2 separate regions of the Homo sapiens genome follow, and region 1 is linked to region 2. A link is an interaction called in ENCODE POLR2A ChIA-PET data of the cell type or tissue named here. Cell type or tissue: Caco-2. All regions are shown on one strand. Each heading gives the region's core, and the rest is flanking DNA. Links, peaks and the distances in the headings are about the cores only. Region 1 has its middle 150 kb from the start of PTPN20. Region 2 overlaps LOC105378291 (a long non-coding RNA gene).

Region 1 (10,012 bases), core at 1,390-9,389, 170 kb before region 2:
AACTCCCTGTCCTCCCCATGGCCTTCACATGAGCCACCATGCCAGTCAACTTCCCTGCTCGTAGGAAGCTCATGTGCAGAATTGGAGAGCCCTCAGAGATTACTCAGAGTCATCTCCCCACTTGACAGAAGACAACAGCAAGGCCAGAAGAGGGAGGTAAGTTCATCTGCATGGGCTACTGTTCTTTCTCTGCTCTCTGGTTGCTTCCAAGGTCCAAGGGACTCCCTGGTCAGAAGATGGCATTTCCATGTGTCTCCTTCTTAAGTATCCCAGTCCACACACCTCACTGGCTCTTGCAGAAATGAGGACCAAGAAACTGCTTGCAATCACCCATCCACGGAGGAGGTGAGCACTACCCCCACATTAAAATGCAAGGGATCTTGCAAAGGGCCGCTCCATATTTATGAGCATTACTGAATCAAAGTGTCTGAGCAAAGGCTCTAGGGATCCCTGAGAAAAGAGGTGGGCAGGCCCATTTTTTAGCCTTCTGAAGCCATTTATTTTAAAGAAATACTGAGGGGTACTAAGACATTCCTTTGGGAGCAGTTGTGTCAGCCTCCTAATTTAGGTGTCTGATTGATTTCCTTCTACGACTGTTTCATTTTAAAAGTGCATTTTCTTCTGATAAACTCATCTGTGTTACACACACACACAAAATGCATAAAGAAGAAAACAACCATCCTCCGAATTGTACCACTCAGAGCATTTTAGTTAATATGTTGGTAAATTTCTTCAGGCTGTGGATACCTAGTGACAAGGGAGAGACATAACAGAAGGATTTTCTTTCTGTTAACACTGTTGGTATTGTGTCATGCAATGCTGTGGGAACCTTATTTTGCTTACATATTTGTCTGTTTTTCTGATCATTCCTATTCATAGATTCCTGTAAGGGGGATTGCCAGGCCAAAGAGTATGAATACTTTGAATATGTATTGCCAGTTTGTCCTCCAGAAACTCATGTTATTTGCTTTCCAGGAGTGTGAAAGTACACACCATCAGTCTTTAAAAAAGAACAGGATTGGAAATGACTCAAAAGTTAATCTGGGGACGAGATATCTAGTGACCAGATGCCAGTCCATTCCCCATTTGAATCAGGGGCGCCTGAGCCATGGGGAGGTGTTGGGGGATGGAGAGCTAGTGCCTGCCAGTGGGGCTGCACGCCTGCGGGTGGTTAGGTTGGCTCTTTGTCCCAGGGCCTAGAGGTGGCTTCTGGGCTAAGGTGACTGAGGCCGTGCAGAGTTTGTGTCTGCACCCATGCCTGGTCACCACCTCTGTCACAGTCCATCTAGTTTCTACGATTCCATATTAAATGTAGGGGACTTTGTAAAGAAAAAGGATAACAAAATTGTGAGTACAAAACTAGGTGTAAAAGTGAATACTTATTCAAAATGATACAAGAATTAAAATGAACTACACATTTTTTAAAAGCTGATAAATAATGTAAACATCACAAAACTCTGCAAAAACATATTATTTACTGGCTTCCAGACATACTGTGTAATATTTTCCTTCTTGTATTTTTGGCTAGGTACTTGCTGTTTCCCTCTTCATATGACAATGATTTTCTAGAGTCATAATAGAAAGGTAATTTCAGTCTTTCCTCTGGCAGTGCTGGTCAAACAGCATTTTCTGAAAAAATCGGTAGTTGAGAAAAATTTATTTCAACTTCATGATGAATTGATAATGTCATATAAATTATAATAAATTGTTGAAAAAATTAGGGAAGACTTGAACCATGTTTCTATCCCATCTGAGCTGTATGACTTTAGGGCATGTCAAATTTTCTGTATGGTGATTGACCTGAAATGCTCTCTGAATGACAAATACACTTCTAGACCCACATTTTAATGGTATTCATGTTTAGTGTCTTCTTTGTTTTTGTCAGTTTTGATTAATTCATCAATAAATTTAAAAGTTTCCCCAATGTCTTCATAGGACTCACTTCTCTTGATTAGATTACTAAATATTCCAAGAGCCTGATTATTATTTTTATTAGGCATTTATTTCTACTTCTTCATGGTAAAATATGAACATTTAAAAACATAATTTTATTAACAGTAAATTCTTTCTTTCTTTTTTCCTTTCCTTTTTTTTTTTTTTTTTTGAGACAGGGTCTTGCTCTGTCACCCTGGCTGGAGTGTAGTGGTGTGATCATAGCTCACTGTAGCCTCAACATTCTGAGCTCAAGTGATCTTCCCACCTCAGCCTCCCAAAGTGCTTAGATTAAAGGTGAGAGCCACCATGCCTGGCCCCATTAATCATTATCTAATTTTTTTCTCTGTTCCTTAATTAAAAATTTAAGGATGACAAAATCATATTTCTGTCCAAAGTGGAAGACCATAACTTCTCATTTGTTTTATTGCAACTTTTCAAAGCATCTTTCCAGATTATAGATTAAATAACATATTCTCAGCTGAACCTCTCTGGATCCCCCATATGCCTGGGGCCACTCCAGTGCCACCTGATGGGGGCAGAGTGCATTGTGTGGGACACAGGGGAGGTCCCAGTAGAATGAGAGGTTATCTTCTTACTTACATTGATTGCTAGAGCCACTCCTGGGGCTTTGGAAGGGGTTCCTACAAATGAGAGGCCTGTGCTGGAAGCATCATTAGCTTCAAGGTAAATCTACTTCTTATATCAGTTCTGAATTTCACCCCTGAATCTGCCCCACCTGCAGGCATCCTGGAGGTTCATCCCACCCCCGCTGCTTCTTGAGTGGTTCTGGGTGCAGGGTGAGCATCAATGAGTAGGAGGGCTGGCAGAGACCCCATCCTGGGACACATCATCAGACATCATTTTGCTGGAGGTGGAGCCAAAACCCTTTGCACGGTTGGGCTTTGGGGCCCAGCACTGACCCATAAACTCTGGCTGCCTTAGTTTCCTTTCCTTCCTGATTCCTGGAGGACAAGGCCCTTCAGCTCTGCTACTGTGTCCCCCTTTTGGTCCCTCAAAAGACTCGACAGTTCCCATCATCATGAGCAAAGTCTGTTTTGGGGAAAGGCTGTTTTGGGCCCTCCCTTCTCGCCCTGCCTTCCTGCTTACCTCAGCTCTTTGATTTCTGTGGCTTCTTTTATTCCTGTCCTACGGTAGCTGGATAATTGCAGAAGCAGCAGCCTGGCCAAGGGATCCAATCCCAGCTCCTCACTCTACCTGATGCACCCCTGGGCACAGGCATTCTCATCCTGGGCAACTGTGTGACCTTTGGTGACCTGCTTCAACATGGTGAGTCTGACAGGGTCCCACCACAATCCCTAATCCATGATCCGGAGGCTCCCAGCAGAACAGTTAACAGGGAAGAAGGAGGAGGGAGGGCGGAAAGAAACCAGGCACAGCACTTCCTCTTTGGCTGCGCTTGCTCTGTGGCCAGCCTATGTCCAGGGCCTTGTTCTGTTCCTCCAGCCCCTCTGGATCCTGGCTGTCCCCCAGATCCCAACAGAATTGTCAGGTAGGGCAGTGTGCACTGGGCACTGCACCAAGGTCTCCTGCAGCTCCAGCTCTGGCTCTGTTCTCACCAACGGCTGGGCAGGAAGAGTTGGAGGGGCTCTGTCTTCCTCATGCACCCACAATTGCAGTCTTAGGCACGTGGAGTGCTGTGAGATGCACAACAGTCCCCGTGGAAAAAACCTGAAAGGAGCACAAAACCAAGTGGCCTGGCCCCAAAGCACTGCAGCCTACCTTTATCCTTTAAATTAAATGGGTGCAAGAGTCATCAACCCAGGCATATCAACTCTCAGCTGCCTCTGTCAGGGGTGAGCTCCCTGGACCGGAACAAGGGGGCTTCCTGGCTGCCTCTCCCATGACCTCCCTCACTGTCAGGGAGTAAGATTGCCTTCCCCTTCCCTGAGAATGCTCCAAATAAGTCCCTGTGCCTCACCCAGTCACTAATCTCATTTCCTGTCCCTTGCTAGAATGACCAAGAGTGGGAATTCCTCTTCTTTGAGGCACCACCACCTCCTCCCTGGAGAGAGAGGCCTGTCAGGTGGAGTCTCTAGTGAGAGGACTTTCGGCCTTTCTACCCCAAAGCATTAGTCTAGGCACTGGCTTCAAAAGAGTACAGCTAGCCCAGGAGACGTGGGACTAGTGGCCACAGCTTAGCAGGCCAGTGTGGGCTCCTGACAAACCCACATCTAATGGCCAGGAAAGCCTAGGAAACCACAGCTGTGCACTGCTTCTAGATCTAGGAAGAAGGTGCTGTACTCATTCTCATTACAAACTCTTTAAAATAGGGTTGTTTTTGTCCTTAAGTCAAGTCAATATAATTCGAAATAGTGAGAAAACAAACCACAGACTGGGAGAAAAATTTGAAAAAAACACATCTTACAAAGGACTATCACCTAAAATATACAAGTAACTCTTAAACTCAATAAGAAAACGAACAACCTGATTTAAAAAATGGGCAAAAGACGTGAACGGACACCTCACCAAAGAAGATACAAGTTGGCAAATAAGTGTTTGAATAGATGCTCAATGTCATATGTCATTATGGAGTTGCAAATTAAAACAGGATCCAACTATATACCAGTACAATGAACACAATCCAAAGCCCGGGAAACACCAATGTTGGGAGGATGTGAAGCAACAATGCTCTCATTTGTTGGTGGGAATGAAACGTGGTACAGTTTCCTTTGGAAGACAGTTTGACATTTCTTTAAAAACTAAGCATACTCTTACCATAGGATCCAGCAGTCACACTCCTTGGCATTTTCCCCAAAGAGTTGAAAACTTATGTCCACACAACCAGCACCCCCAAAACTAATGTTTATTGCAGTTTTCTTCATAACTGCCAAAACTTGGAAGCATCAAATTGTCCTTCAGTAGGTGAATGGATAAACTGTGGCACATCCAGGCACATGGAATATGATTCAGTGCTAAAAAGCAATGAGCTGTCAAGACATGGAAAGACATGGGGGAAACTTAAATGCATATTGCTAAGTGAAAAAGGCCACTCTGAAAAGGCTACACACTGTATGATTCTAACTATATGACATTCTGGAAAAGGCAAAACTATGGAGACAATTAAAAGATCAGTGGTTGCCAGGGGTTGGGGGGACAGAGGGATGCATCGGCAGAGCACAGAGGTTTTTTAGGGCCATGAAGCTATTCTGTGTGATACTACGATGTGGATACCATTGAGAGAGTGCCGGGGATGGCAGGACTGTCAAACTCACCCAGAAAGGAGGGAATGAGACTTCGGGGTGGGGAGCTGCTGCCTTTCTATGGCCCTGTTCCACCCAAACTAGGACTGTGGACCGTGCTGTCACCACCATCAGTGGGGGGTGGGGATGGGAGGCAGGCAGTGTCACTCTGGTGGAGGTCTCCCCACGTGGCCTCAGAAAGCCTGAGAAGGGGCTCATCCTCCACCATGCCTCCAATGATAGGTGATGGCACACACTGGCCCTCTTCCCTCACTTGACACAATGGTGGATACATGACATTATTAACCCCCATAAAATGTGCAACACCAAGAGTAAACTCAAATTAATCATGGACTCTGGGTGATACTGGTGTGTCACTGTAGGCTCATCAATTGTAACAAATGCACCACTCTGGCGGGAGATGTTGATAATGGGGGAGGCGGTGCATGTGTGGGGCAGAGGGTATAAGGGAAATCTCTGTAGTTTTTGCTGTGAACCTACAGGTGCTCTAAAATTATAGTTGACTAAAAAAACCAATATATTCAGTATTTTGCAACTTATTTTAATAGCCTCTTCCATGGAATCTATTCCATTGATGTTTACTAATCCCTGCTTCATGCTAGACCTGCCCAAGGCCCTGAGGACACAGTTGAGAAACAGGCTGCCCTGATTTCTGTATTCAAGGCACCATAATCCCTCACGGAAGAAAGTCATTACACAAGTGTAAACAACACATTACAGTTCAAAACACAGTAAGGTTTTTTCAGTCTTCCTGTATTCCAGAGAGCGGGGGGTCTCAGGTCAATCTGGAGGGCGATGGGCTTCCCTGCAGAAGTGCCATCTAATGCCATCTGAGACTGAAGGTGGCCGCAGTTGGCTGAGCAAAGTGTGGGAATGAGAGGCCGTGCAGAGGGACACACGTGTGGGAGCCTTGATGGGAAAGAGCCGGTGCTTCTGAGAACAAAAAGGAGACTTCTGTGGCTGGAGTTCTGAAGAAGGGGCAGAAGCCAGCCCTGTAGTGCCTGGGCCCCCGTCAGCCATCCAGTTTCCCTCCAAATGCACTGGGAGGATTTGAAGGGCTTTAAACGACTGTGTGACATGATCAGATTTGTGTCTAAGAACTATTATATTGGGTAGTACACAGAATGGATTTGATGGGGCCAAGGTGGGAATGGAAGACTAGTTTAGGGGCTAGCACATAACCCGGGCAAAGAAACCATGTTGGCCTTTGCAGAGAGAGATGTGAACAGGGCCAGGAGTTCTCAGTTTGACCTACCCTGACTCAAAGCCTGATTGGACACGGGTGTTGAGAGAGGGGCCAGTGTCTAAGGACAGTACCATGTTCTGGAGGACCCTGGAGGAGCAGATCTGGAGAAGCAGATGTCAAGTGGATGTAGACCTGGGAGCTTCGGCAGCTGTCAGACGGCTGAGGGAGGTGTGCACAGGATTGGATGTGTGCACCTGGATCCCTGCACACAGCCTGGGCGGGAGACATAAATCTGAGCAGAGAGCCGGTAATTGGAGCCTTGTGGCCGATGAAGTCATCTAAGGGGAACGTGTGGGCTGAGGAGAGCAGGGAACAGGGCCATGATCGCTGCCACATCTGTGGACTTCGGGAGCTGGAGGCAAGACACCATTGGATTATCAGCAATGCGAGGCACAGCAAAATCTAGAGCCCAAGGCTTGCTTGATGCTCTGCAGCTGACAAAAGCTTCCCACCAAATGAGGTTCCCAGGGCTTCTCACCCAAGCCCTGAGAGACAAGTGTACTGCTACCGATGGGGACTTTGCAGTGTGGAGGAAAGAGCGCAGGGGTGGGAATGGCAGAGACTGAGGCTCACATGCACAGGGTGATAATTCCCGCCTGGAGAGTTATGGCACAAAATGACACGAGGGATTGACAAAGCTCCAGGCACCTCGTCTGACACATGGTAGGGTTGTTGAGGTTTTAAGGGACTCATAAATAACACCCCATTATTCCTCTTCTCCACTTACATCTAGCTGAGAAGTGAAATGCAGGAGATGGAGAACTGGAGAAGGAGCAGCAGCTTCCTCACGGCACTGCCGATGGAGCAGCAGGCCCACACTCACCTCCCTAACCCTGTGCCCACTCCCTGTCACTTTTCCGACAGCCCCGAGAGAATGCTGGAGCAGGCAAGACTGTCAAAGTGACCCAGAGAGGAGGGAATGAGACTCCGGAGTGGGGGGTTGCCTTTCTATGGTTCTGTCCTACCCAAACTAGGACTCTGGACTGTCCCATCGCCACCAGCAGTGGGGGGTGGGGATGGGAGGCAGGCAGTGTCACTCTGGTAGAGATCTCCCACATGGTTTCAGAAAGCCTGGGGAGAAGGGGCTCGCCTTCCACCACGCCTCCAACCATAGGCGATTGCACACACTGGCCCTGTTTCCTCGGTTGACACGTAAAACCAAGACCAACAAGTAGAGGAGCGAGTATGTGCTCACAGGGCTTCTCACTCCAGTCTGGCCAGTGCCTGATGGCAGGGCTTGGTGCCTGCAGCTTGTCCTTGAGGACCCCTCCTCCCTGGCCTTAGCTGAGTTTTGGGTGGGTCCCAAAGGTAGCCCTGAGCTGGGGTGGTGGGAATGGTGGCTGTGTCTCGGGGCTTTGCTTCTTAACCCTGGGAGCTCTTCCTTCCGACCTCTGCTGTGGGGCCATGCCTTGCCGCCTCCCCATTCTCTCCTTTAGGTACTGGCTTCAGACTCATGAGGGGACGACTCTTTCTTCCCCATTGGTTATGTCTGTCACATGTGAGCTCTGCAGTCTGAGACCAGCTCCCTTCAATGTGGCGTTTGGAGCACTGGGACACGGCCACAGTGTGGGTGGGGTATACTAACTTGGGTATCGCCTGGTGGCTGAGCTCAGAGAGACAAGAAAAATGAAACCCAGCCCCAGCTCAGAGATCACCCACTTCTGCCCAGGGCTCAGTGCGGCTCAGTCAGCCTGCTGGATATGGTAACACCGGAGGTTGTGGGATGTGCCTGTCTCTAAAGTCTCCTCTCTTCCTTGTCCACCCTCCTCTCTGTCCAAGGACTCCCTTCCTCTGCCTTGCTAATTCTCCCTAGAGCTGTCAGGGTCAGTTGTGACAGCTGACTCTGGAACCAGCTGTCTGGAACAGAGAGAGGCAAAACCCTAAAGGTGACTGCTTGTGTCTGGATGTGGGAAGGTGGAGTGAGTGTGATTCCAGTCGAATTCCTCATCCCAGGCCAAGCAAAGCCTGGTGGAGGAAATTTCTCACCTGCCTTGGATGCCAGGCCAGATGGGGCATCACCTGAAGCAAAGGAGTTCATAATTCAAAACAACAAGAATAACTTAAGCGGCAGGCATATGCCTTGCTTCCCAAATACTCTTTGAATTTCTGGCACTTCTGCCTGGCTGGAAATAATTCAGTCTCAGTTATATTGAAGGTTCCTTTTGAATCCTGGGCTTATGAAGGTCCCACAAGAGCAGCAAGCAAGTCCTCCAACCCACCCGTTAGGGCTATAATGTGGAGAACACAGCCTACCTGGTCTCCTCAAGGCCAGGGGCACCGTGCATCTGGACCCCAAGGTCACAGCAACCTGCACAGGAGTGGAAATTCCATGCCTCCCTCTAGCAGTTGCTTTCAGAAGTTGCTTTCCTCAGCACCGACAGCTAGCCAGGCAGGGTCTCTCCTCCAGGAGCCATGGACTTTGCCTCCCTCGATGGCTGCACAATCTTTCCTCTTTCCCTCCCGGCTTCTGCAGCTAACTTCTTTCTTCTTCCCAACACACTTCCTGACGTTTGAAGAACAAGAGCTAGGAACAGGGGTACTCTCTGAGAACCTTCTGTTTTCTGCCCTGCTGCCCCCCCAGGAGGTAGAGAGCACAGAGGCTTCCAGCCTCCAACAGGGCAGGACGTGGAGAGACCCCCACAAAAGTCGTATCCCAGGGAATTTTCCTGCCAACATCACATCATCTGTCCCATGTGTGATGCCACTGTTTTCCACTTGTCATCTCCATGCTTCCTAGACTGGGGCCCGAGGGTCTTTGGGAGAACTTGGGGGATCCTGAGCCTCAGGATAGACTTTGCATATCAGTGGCCAATAAAGGAAACTGATGAAATCACAGCATATTTTTGAAAGCTCTGTTGTGCAAGAAGACCCTGAACGATGTTTGCTGTGAGTATAACAACTGTACTGATTCCAGAATTCACAAGAGGAGTTGGAGAATTGGGATGGGATTCTCCACTTTCTTCCTTGAAGCCCACCTTCCCAGATTCCTTCTCTGCTGTGGGGCTTTAGGTCTAACTCTTTGGGAGCAACCCCATGGTCTTTCTGATGCTAAGACTGAGATGTCTTTTCCTTCTTGGACTCCATCTCCTTCCCCTCCTCCAGGGCTTTGTCTGCCGCCTGATCCCAAGAGGGTCCCACCCTGGCCTTGTGCTGGGGGTCCAGTCTTCAAGCTCCCTGAGTTCCCTGCTCAGAGACACCAGGCTTAGACAGTGGGGTGAGCAGATGCTATAAGGGGCCTTGGTAGTACTAGTCCGTAATGACTGAAAAATTATCAGATATTTCACCCTTCCCAGTTAATCCTACGGGCACCCTCTATACCTTATTCTACTGAAAGAATGTCTTTCTCTGTCATCCCAGCCTGATGTGTGTCTCAGGAAAGAGAAAGAAGGCAAAAGGAGAGGAAAAGAAAACCTTCTGCCAGGTATGCCACATACTATAAAAACAAACAGGGATGTATTATGAAAGAGAGTAAAAACTTCTGCCTGAATTTTAAAGATAATAAGTAAGACTTTGAAGAAATTTCTGGATGCCACCCCTTTAGGTCTATGCCTAAATGGCATAGACTGAGTTATGTATTTACTCACTTGGAGGTAAGTCGCTGAAACAGTCT
Region 2 (10,012 bases), core at 674-8,673:
TCTGGACGGGGCCAGGGAACAGTTTGAGGCTCCTCCACTATTCCACATAGAGCTTTGAGTGTCTGTCACCTGAACTGGCCACACTACCATCCCTGAATGTCACCACGACTTTACTTTTTAAAGAGCTTCTTAATGGGTAGCTGAGCACCAGGTTGCAGTCACCACATTGTATTCCCTGACCCTTAATTCTGAGAATAGCATCTCTCATGTCCAACTTAGTCCTATCATTGACCACAGAGAGATACCAAGTATCATTAGTCAAGGTTCTACCCTAGATACAGTTTTATTGGAGGATGATTTTTAGGAGTAGAACTGCATTACCTTGTGCAAAGAGAGGGATGTTGTGGGCCCCTGGCTTTCTTCACATGTTCCTTCTCCTACTCATTCAGGGTCTGGTTTATCCGAAACATTTGAACCTGCAAAGAGCTGGAGGATGGACAAGGTTACTGAACATCTTCAGTGTCTCATAAATCTTTGCAACAGTCCTGGAAGTGATCGTTAGTATACTCACTTTGCAGACGAGGAGACTGAGTCCTGGAGGTCAAATAACTTGTTCTACGTCACCACACCGTAAAGGGGACAAATCTTCACAGTTTACTTGTTGGCCATGGTCTATATGACCTTGGCATTCTCCCTCATGCTGAAGCTGGAAAAGAGAATCAGTTCAGAGGGAGATAGGAATGATGGGGGCTAGCCCAATGATGACCGAAGGTGCCAAGAAAGCTTCCAGGGCAGCCCAAAGTCAGGCCCTGGAGATGGTTCAGAGCCAACCCCAGGTTCATAAACCTCTGAACTGCAGCACATTCTGACTTTAAAGGATTGATCCTTCCTTAGACTTTGGAGACGTTGGCCCATGAGGGAGGCAGAGCCATGTGCTGGAAAGCTCAGGGTCTGGGGTCGGGTCCAGCCTCATGATTTACTAGCTGGGAGACTCTGGGCATGTTGCTGGACCCCTCTGTGCATGGGAGGATCCATCTCCTCATGCAGAAAATGAACACGGTGTTCTCTATCTGTTACCGTTGTTGAGAGACCCTGCCTTGTGCTGGGCCACTCTTCTTCCTCATGCCACCCGTGTAGACAGTGGCATGCTCACACTGAGCTGCTCACTCACCACTCACTGCACTTGGAGGTGCTGAAGCCAAGTGGAAAATGTGGGCTTTCCCCACAGAGCTTTCCTTGTTTGAGTGAACTGAATCTTTATTTTCTTTTACAAGCAAAGAGCTTTTCATTAATTTGTGCCAGACCATTTAATATATTCTACAGTGTTCTTGTTTCACTTAATTTTCTGGATTTCCAAGAAAGCTTTAGGATTTGGTTTGGTGAGAGGCCTTGAAGGGACTCAAAGAAATAAGAAAAATTAGAAACAATGTATTCACAACAAGACTTCAGTTTAAGGATTTCACCAAGGAATAAGTACAATGAGATGTATGTGGGGATTTTCCTCAGAAGTCACGATCTTGGTTTTTTCTAGACAATATAAGATTGATAAGAGCTGAAGCCAGAAATTCAACCATAAAAAAAATTTTTCTGTTTGTTATATTATAAATCATCAATCAGCAGTTAAAGCCCTGGATAGCAGGGAAAGAGATGCTTTTGAAGAAACTTTCACTGTAACCCACTTAAAAGTCACCTGGGAATGCTGCAACCTGGTGGGAAGGGTGTTTGCACTGAGAGCCAAGTTCATGTTTCTGGATTAGGTGAGAGTATTGATGCACTGGCAGCTCTGGTGATTTGTCTGAGGTTCAGAGATAGTGAGAGGATCTAGCAGACCCAGCAGATTCCAAAAACCTTCATGGCAGAGAGGGAGGGAGAAAGATCAGAAGAAACCAATGGGATCCTGCTGGGGTCGGGGGAGGGGGAGAGGGGACTTAGCTTTCCTATGGTAGGCATCTCCCAGGGCTGCCATCTCCCAGGGCTGCTTCCAAGATTACAGTGACAGAGCACAGCACAGAGAAGAGCTTTCCTGCACCAGGCTCAGTGGGGGCAGGGCAGTGGGATCTGAGACCAGACCCTGCAGATGTGTGGCCTCCAGCAAGCTTCTGTCCTCTCTGAGCATTGGTTTCCTCAGCCACAAAATGGGACTAAGAATAGACCCTGTCTTAGAGGAGCTGTGTTAAGATCTGACACTTGCTGGGTGACCCATCAGAGATAAAAATCCACACATGTGATTAGTAATATGATGCCCACTGAGAATGTTAGCATGCAACACAAATAAATATTATTGTTATCATTTGCATGAAGTAGGTGTATATGCTGGAGCAGCTGTACTTAAGTCCAGAAATAAGAAGATATTTGATCTGAGGACTCAGGAGAGAGCATGGCTGCTGCATAGATGGTGCCTTCCATCGCTTGACATAGGGAAGCCCAGCCAAAGCCTGTGTCTTGGGCAGCCGGGGAGCTCTCAGGATGGCTTGAAATCTCCCACATGGCCTGGGCCTGTTCTCCTTCCCCTCCAGGTAGGGTTATCAGATAAATTAAAGAAATACATAATTAAATTAGAATTTCAGAGATGTAACAAATACTTTTTTAACATAAGTATAGCTTAGGCAATATTTGGGATATACTTATACTAAACATTTATTTGTCATTTATCCAAAATTCAAATGCAATGAACATTCTATCTTTTTATTTGCTAAATGTGGAAACCCTTCCTCCAGTTGGCCACTTGCCACTTAACTGACTTGTTATGATATTTTTGTTATAATTTTTTTCTGATTATGAAAATAATGCACTCTTATTACAGAAAATCTTTAAAAATACTAATAAATAAGAAAGAAATAATAACTCATATGTAATACCATTAACTGATAATTGAAAGGCTGCAGTATTTGAAAATACTTAAAAATTATGGCCTAATTCTTGAATTTTACATGATTGAGATGCTACTTTATGTGTAGGCTTATATGTTTCTTTGGTTTAGCATTATACCATGATCTCCCTGTCATTAAATTTTTTTCTCCGCTGGATTCTGTCATCTGGCACAGCAGCTTTCTCTTTTTACTGAAAAAGTTGGTGGTTTTCAATATGTGTATCTCTGTGCATAAAACTCTGTCCACACCTCTTCAGTTGATCTCTCAAGTGGCTTTTAAAATTATTCCTATATATATATAATGAATAATCTGAAAGTGATGACATTTAATATCTCATGGTGACTTTTTTCTACAGCTCTCCTGGGTGCAGTCAAAGCTTCACTCCCTACACCCTACTGAACTATCAGCTGACTGATTCCCACTTGTCCATGCCCCAGGACCCCACAGAAGCTCCACATGCTTCCACAAGCTGATGCACCAGTTCCAAGAGGAGGAAGAAAAGCTGGCACTCAGCCTTTATTTCTCCCCAAACACCACAGTCATTCAATTCTGAAAAAAAAAAAAAAAAAAAAACCCATTGCTTTGAAAAACATAAAATGAGATCTATCAAACAGCATCTTGTATTTTAAAGTGGAAAGAATGGACTTTGGAATCATCTTTGGCAGCTAATAGGCTGGGACACGCAGAGAAAGAGCTTGCCTGCCTCTGCAGACATTCCTTGGACGAGTGGTTCTAAATCCCAGCTACACACTCAAATAGCTGCAGGAGGTTTAAAAACTGTCAAATCTCCCAGCCCCTGCCCAGCCCAGTCAATATTTATCTCAGGAGGAGGAGCCCTAAAACCAGTGTCTTTTCACAGAGCTCCCTACATGACTTTGATGTGTGGCCAGGTGATATCTCCTGAGTTCGGAGACACTGATGCTATCACTCACACCTAGTCAAATGAGAGGAGTCGGGGATGACAGAAGAATGCAGGCAACTTACCTACCTGAAGCTGGGGCCTCAAGGTCACCATGCCCTTGAGTGAGCCCTGTATGGGTCTACCTTGTGTCTGATGGTTCTCAGCAGGCACAGCTTCTCTTCAGGGCTTCTGCCGACATCTTCCCTGCATGTGGAAAATGGCCTGGGGTCCCCTTAGACTCAGCTCATGTCCTCCCCTTTGCTCAGGTTCCCTCTGAGTCCCGGTACCCGCCCATGCTGCAGACCTCCTCATGACTCCTTCCTCCCTGAGGCCTGGCCATCTGCACACCCCCATCCTATCCTGTCAGCTTGTTTTTTGTCTCTTTGGTGACCAGACATGAACCCCTCAAGGCTGTTCCCTCCACATCCCCAGCGCTCAGTTTCAGGCCAGCCCAGGGCAGGATGCACCTCGTGCAGACCAAGGGAAAGAGCCAGCAGCTGCTTCACATGAGCCTGTCCTCTGCACCTGAAGAGAATCTTTGGAAGGCCAGCGCCCCCACTTGTCCTGAAGGTGGAGGGGCTGTTCCCTCTAGCCCACACCTGTCATTCTAGGACTAACTTTCACTTTTTGGAAGCCAGAGCCACTCCCGACCATTCAGGGCCTTTCAGCATTCGGAAGGGACAGTGACTCCTCCTTAGATACCACATGTAGGACAGGAGGGAAGTTCAAGAGTGGTGTCAAGGGCCAGAGACAGGGAAGCTGGGGGGTCTGAAAGAAGCTTCCAGGAGATGTCTTCACTGCAAAATACCATACACCAAGGGGCTACAGGCTAAAACAAGACATGTATTTCTCACAGTTCTGGAGGTTGGGTGTTGGGGATTAAGGTGCCAGCCAGCATGGTGGGTCCCTGGTGAGGACTCTCTTCCTGGCTCACAGGTAGCCGACTTCTCACTGTGTCCTCACATGTGGGAAAGAAAGCTCTGGTCTCTTCATCCCCTCGTAAGGACTAATCCCATCATGGAGGCACCACCTTCATGACCCCATCTAACCGTAATTACCTTCTAAAGGCACCACCTCCCATAATATCACCCTGGGGCTTGGGGCTTCAACATATGGATTTGGGGGAACACAGACATTCAGTCCATAGCAAGGCACATGGGGAAGTTGGAGCATGAGAGCAGAGGAGACACCCACACATCTCAGGAGAGCAGTCACGTGTTCGGAGGATGTCAAGCCACGCTGAAGGCCCCTAGCCATGCTGGGGAGAGCATGCTCTAGCCATGGAGTTGAAGATGAGGTGGGAGTTGCCCTTGAGACCTTTCATCTAGGACCTCCCAAGTTCCATGAAGAGACAAGAGAAAACAGTAAGGGCACTGTATTCAAGGGAATGAGGGGTGATGAGTCCCTCTTGGGTTCCTCAGTAATGTCTTCCAGGACAGTCCATTGATTACACCTCTGCACCAGTCAGCGGACTTTTAGTGAGCCCTGGTAATGTGCCAGATGCTGTGCTGTGAGTGAGATGTGCACATTTCCTTCCTCGTGGAGCTCACACTCTCATGGGGCAGACACACAATCACACAATCGCACACATGTGCAGTGTGCAGAGCCTCCCTACAGGCTGGCCCGTGCCTTCCAGCTGCATTCACCTGATAGGAGGGCCAGCTGGAGACCAGAGGCTGGAGGCAGCCAGGGAGGAATGTGGGCACTGGTTTTCTGACTCCCTGCCCGCTGCATTCTCTGCAGCAGGCCCAGTTCCCGCCCAGCCCCCATGCTGCACAAGGTTCTGAGAATCACTCCTGCCCCCACTCCATCAGGTCCCACTTAAGGTAGCTCCACTGGCTTAGAGGACCACCCCACCCCAGGGGCTTCACCTAAACCAGTCACACTTTGTAGACAGTCCCCTCATTGAACTCTGATCAAATTACCCAATTTAAATATACCATCTGTTTCCCGCAGGGACTCTGACTGACCCAGTGACCTAGTCTAGGAGGTTAGGGAGTCTTCTGAGAAAAGGATGCTTGAGCTGAACTCTGAAGGATTAAATTCTCACTGCTTTTAATAGTAGGATCCAACATGTGTGTTTAGTCAGTAGTGGGGGTCCTGGTAAGCTTGAGCCTGCAGTGAGGGGTGCTGCAGGGGACACAGGCGAACCCATGAAGCCCCTCACCCCACCTCTTAGCCATGCCTGGCCAGGGAGGGCATCCCTAGACCCAGGCTCAGCTATAAGAAAGAGCAAGAACCAACAAACATTTCTTAAGCACCACTCCGGGGCCAGGCCGTGTGCTGGGCCTGAACGCTTCTCATAGGTGACGTGGAGACCTGGGGGTGGCTGCCATCTGGTGCTCTGGGTTTTGAGGGGTGCTCTCTGAAAGACCAAGCTGAGCAGCAGGAGGCCCAGAAATGGGGGCTCCCATTAGACATTGTGGCCAGTCTCACAGCACAGCCAGAAGGGCCAGCACTGCAGGGAGGGGAGCAGAGGGGAGGATGTGCTCTTTGGCCAGGCGAAAGCCTGGTCCCCAGGACTGAGGTCCTAGAGAATCAGGGATGCAGGAGAATGATGAAGAGAGAGGTCTCAAGGCCAAAGACAATAAGGTGAACTGTCAGAAAGTCTGGGAGAAAGATGATTTGAGGGTGACCCGAGAGGCTTGCTGTCAAATGTCCCAAGATCGGACAGTCGAGCAAGGCAGCATGATGGAAGGAATCTAGCCCTGTCCATCCACATAAGCCCAATTGCAAGTGCACTGTTGGAGTCATGAAAAATGTAATGTCTAGTTCTGGTGTGAGCAGGGCCACTCTCTTCCAAAGATACTCCCATGGGAACAGAAAAAAAGGGTAGAAGCCCGAAGAGCCATAAAAGGCAGCAAGGTCAGGAAGCCACCAGAATGTCAGTGAGATGTTTAATTTTGAAAATCAATTAATGTAATGTGTCATATCAACAGATCGAAGGGAGAAAGTCCATGCTCAGGTTTATAGATGCAAAGATCTGTTTGATAAAATTCAACATCCACTCATGACTTAATAAAGAAACAAAACCTATGGCAAATCACATGTAAAAGTGTTTAAGATATTCCCTTTAATATCAGAAAAGTGGCAAGAATGCCTTCTTTTATCTTTTCAATGCTGTAATGCATTAAAGGGCTTAGGCAGTGCAATAAGAAGAAAAAAGAAATAAAAGAGAGATTGGAAAGCAATAATCAAAGCTGTCATTATTTGAGGCAGATAGATAATTGAAAGTACCTCTGATTGGTTGCAGCAGACAATCAGATGTTTGCATAGAGTAAGTTTGTAACTTCAGCCTCTGGTTGCTTTCCAAAACAATTAGACTGATTGCCGGCCACCACTTCATTTACATGGGGTGAACACCAAGTGGCCAATGGGAAACCTCTAGGGGATATTTGGACCCCGGAAGATACTGTAACCGAGGCCCTTGAGCTGCTGCTCTGGCCCACTCCCACCCTGTGGCATGTACTTTCATTTTCAATAAATTTCTACTTTTGCTGCTTCAGTCTTTCCTTGCTTTGCTGTGTGTTTTGTTCAATTCTTTGTTCAAAACACCAAGAACCTAGACAACTTGCAGTCGATACCCTCTACAGTTAACAAGCTGGGGAATGCTCCTTCCAGGGTCCCAAGGTCCTTGCCTGGCTGAGCTTCTGGTGGCTGCCAGCATTCCTCGGCTTGTGGCCGCATCACTCCATTCTCCATCTCCATGGTCACATCACTTCTTTTCTGTCTGTTTTCAGCCTCCCTCTGCCTCTCTTATAAAGACATTTGTGATGCATTTAGGGCATACCTGGTTACTACAGGATAATCCCCCTTATCAAACTCCTTAACCTAATCACATCTGGAATACATTGTTTTTGCCTAGAAATTCATATTCACAGGTTGCAGGGGTTAGGACCTTCTCAGGCACCAAATGATAAGAAATCATCTTTCTGAGTAACCCACATGGAGTGGCCGCTGGGTCCTAGAGGCGCCGTTGGCCTGACAGCAGAACTCAGGGACTCTTAATGCCCTTGCAAAATGAATGCATTTGCATGTGGGAAGGTCTCTTGGAGTCTGCCTTAGCTCCTCTCACACAAGGTAGCAGACCTGGCCACCTTCCTCACTTGGACAGAGAGCCCTGGGGAGCTCTCAAAAAGTAGCCAGGCCCTAGATCAATTCAGTCAGGACCAGTGGGGGTGGGGTCCCTGCACCAATAGGTTGTTTAACCTTCCCAGGTGATTCTGCTGTTCAGGCAGGGCTGGGAACCATGAACCAGGTGGACATTAATGTCCCTTGCAGGTGAGACATTTGACAAATAAGCAGAAATGGAGCCAGGGTCTCCACTCTGGCTCCACATCAGCATCCCCCAGGGTAGGGACATTGAAAAGACAGGTTTCTGCTCCCTCCCCAAGGCAGGTGATCTAATTGGTCTGGGTGTGACCTGGACATCAGGACCTTCAAATTTTCCCAGTGATTTCCACGTGCACCCAGGTTGAGAACGCTGCGGCCCATAAAAGGGAGCCTTACACTGTCACTGCTATTGCAAAGGACAATTATCAGACCTGGGGAGACCTTCCTGATTCTGAGTTTCCAAACCACAGAACAGCTTGTTCAGGGAGACTGTGGAAGTCATTTCTCTAGAAATCTTGACTGATTCAGGAGGTTTCTAGCTGTCAGAGGATTTAGCTATGGTTCTGCTGTATGAAGGTGGAGGCATGGATTAGGTGATTTTCAAAATACCCTACAACTTCTTGAGTTTATGAAAAGTGATATCATGCCTCCCCTTGATAGATTCCTTCACCATTTAGACAAAGAATATAAAAAGAATTAAAATAACCCAATGAATTCAGGATTGTGGAAAATGTCATTACTGGTAATGAAAATTACAGGAAGTCTTGCTGGCGCTTGCTCCCTCCCCAAAACTAACATGAGAACATGTTTTTTCTTCTGATGCAATAATTAAGTTTGCCCAAGAAAATGTCTCTGTGCGCACCTCAGGGCAGGGGCTAAATGAAGCCTTTAACTAAACGATAAATGTGATCGTCTCCATGGACTGAACCCTGCCAGGGCAGACTGGCTTCCCAAGTGGATTAATTAACTCTTAGCAGCCCTGTGCTGGGAGGCTCTACAGAAGGGATTTGAGATTCCTGAGGCCCAGAAAGATGACTTTATTAAGAAATGGAAGACATTTGGGGTGACTTCTGTAGCTGGTGGCAGCCACAGTTCTAGGATCAGAGCCTAGAAGTCAAGACCTCAAGATGGAAATAACAGTTCAAAGGCAGTCTCATCAGATAGCACTGGGAGGAAGACACAGATTGGTTCAGCACTGAGCACAGACGATGTGTCTACCCTGTGTGTCTCCCTGCTCTCAGGAGGTCGTGCTGTAGTGGAGGACAGATCTCAATGCAGGAGTCTCCCAGCTGGGTGGGGATGGGTGTGCTCAGAGCACTGACCCAGACTGGGGCTGGGATGGGTGGCATCTGGCTGGAGAGCTGAAGACTGGGAGGAAGTAAAACAGGGCTCGGAGCCAGGAAGTGGATGCACAGGCCACAGTAGAAGCAGATCATTTACTCAGTTGCAGAACACGCAATGAAGGTTTAGCCTCACTAGCAATCAATGAAACAAAAAATTAAAAGCCTCTTGCAGAGTCATTTTTCTCCTCTGGAAGAATACTCAAGGGATGAGCGGGGTGTAATGAACTGGTTCTCCCTGTCTTGAGGGTGAAAGTGTGAACCATCATGAACCTTCCAAAAAATAATTTGGCATTCTGTGTCAGGCCCAGATGTATCTTGCAACTAATTATTTTCACTCATGAGAATTTATTCCAAGAAGCAATCCACCTTCCAAAGGCTTTATGCCCTGCACTGCTATTTATAAGAGTTGTCAGCAGAAGCCAAACCCTTCTCCTGCCAGCACATAGAAATAACCTTTATGCCCCCAGCTAGGTGTACATGTATTCCATATAAGGGATATTATTAGGCTATGAATATAAAATGTATGAAGACATAAAAAATGCCAATGATACAAAAATATTAAATGTGACATGCAACATAAAAACTATATTTATTTGGGAACAACTATGTAAAAATAAAAGAGGCTGCACTGAAAAAAAAGAAATTATTCTTTGTTAAAGTTATACTACTAGCAACTATTATTTTCCTCTTTATTTTCTATATTTTCTAAATTGTCTATATGAGTATTATTTTATAATAAAAAGAGTTTGTTTTGTTTAAAGAAAAGGTTAATTCTGTTTTAGTTGCTAAATGGGAGCCATGACTCATTACTGTGGTCCTTATTTTTGTCGCAGCTGGTCAAGTGA

What was found. Peaks named below come from ENCODE experiments on the same cell type or tissue, not always from the same donor. Only the 100,000 strongest peaks of a DNase experiment are listed, where the experiment ranks them.
Region 1: POLR2A ChIA-PET joins it to region 2 with 11 read pairs; 2 of 35 experiments call an interaction of 5 or more read pairs at or near these places.

What each region holds. Positions count from the first base shown.
Region 1 is chr10:47,052,447-47,062,458 of GRCh38, forward strand. No RefSeq gene overlaps it. Among named protein-coding and RNA genes, the nearest start is that of PTPN20, 150 kb to the left of the region's middle. In Caco-2, for the core only: no CTCF peak of the experiment used is centred there; no DNase peak of the experiment used is centred there; H3K27me3 peaks cover 972 bases.
Region 2 is chr10:47,221,571-47,231,582 of GRCh38, forward strand. LOC105378291 (a long non-coding RNA gene) reads left to right here. Exons shown (of 5, transcript XR_945937.3): 4 at 2,242-2,456; 5 at 3,166-7,219. Among named protein-coding and RNA genes, the nearest start is that of GDF10, 74 kb to the right of the region's middle. RefSeq lists a silencer at 7,027-7,416. In Caco-2, for the core only: no CTCF peak of the experiment used is centred there; a DNase peak (open chromatin) is centred at 3,721.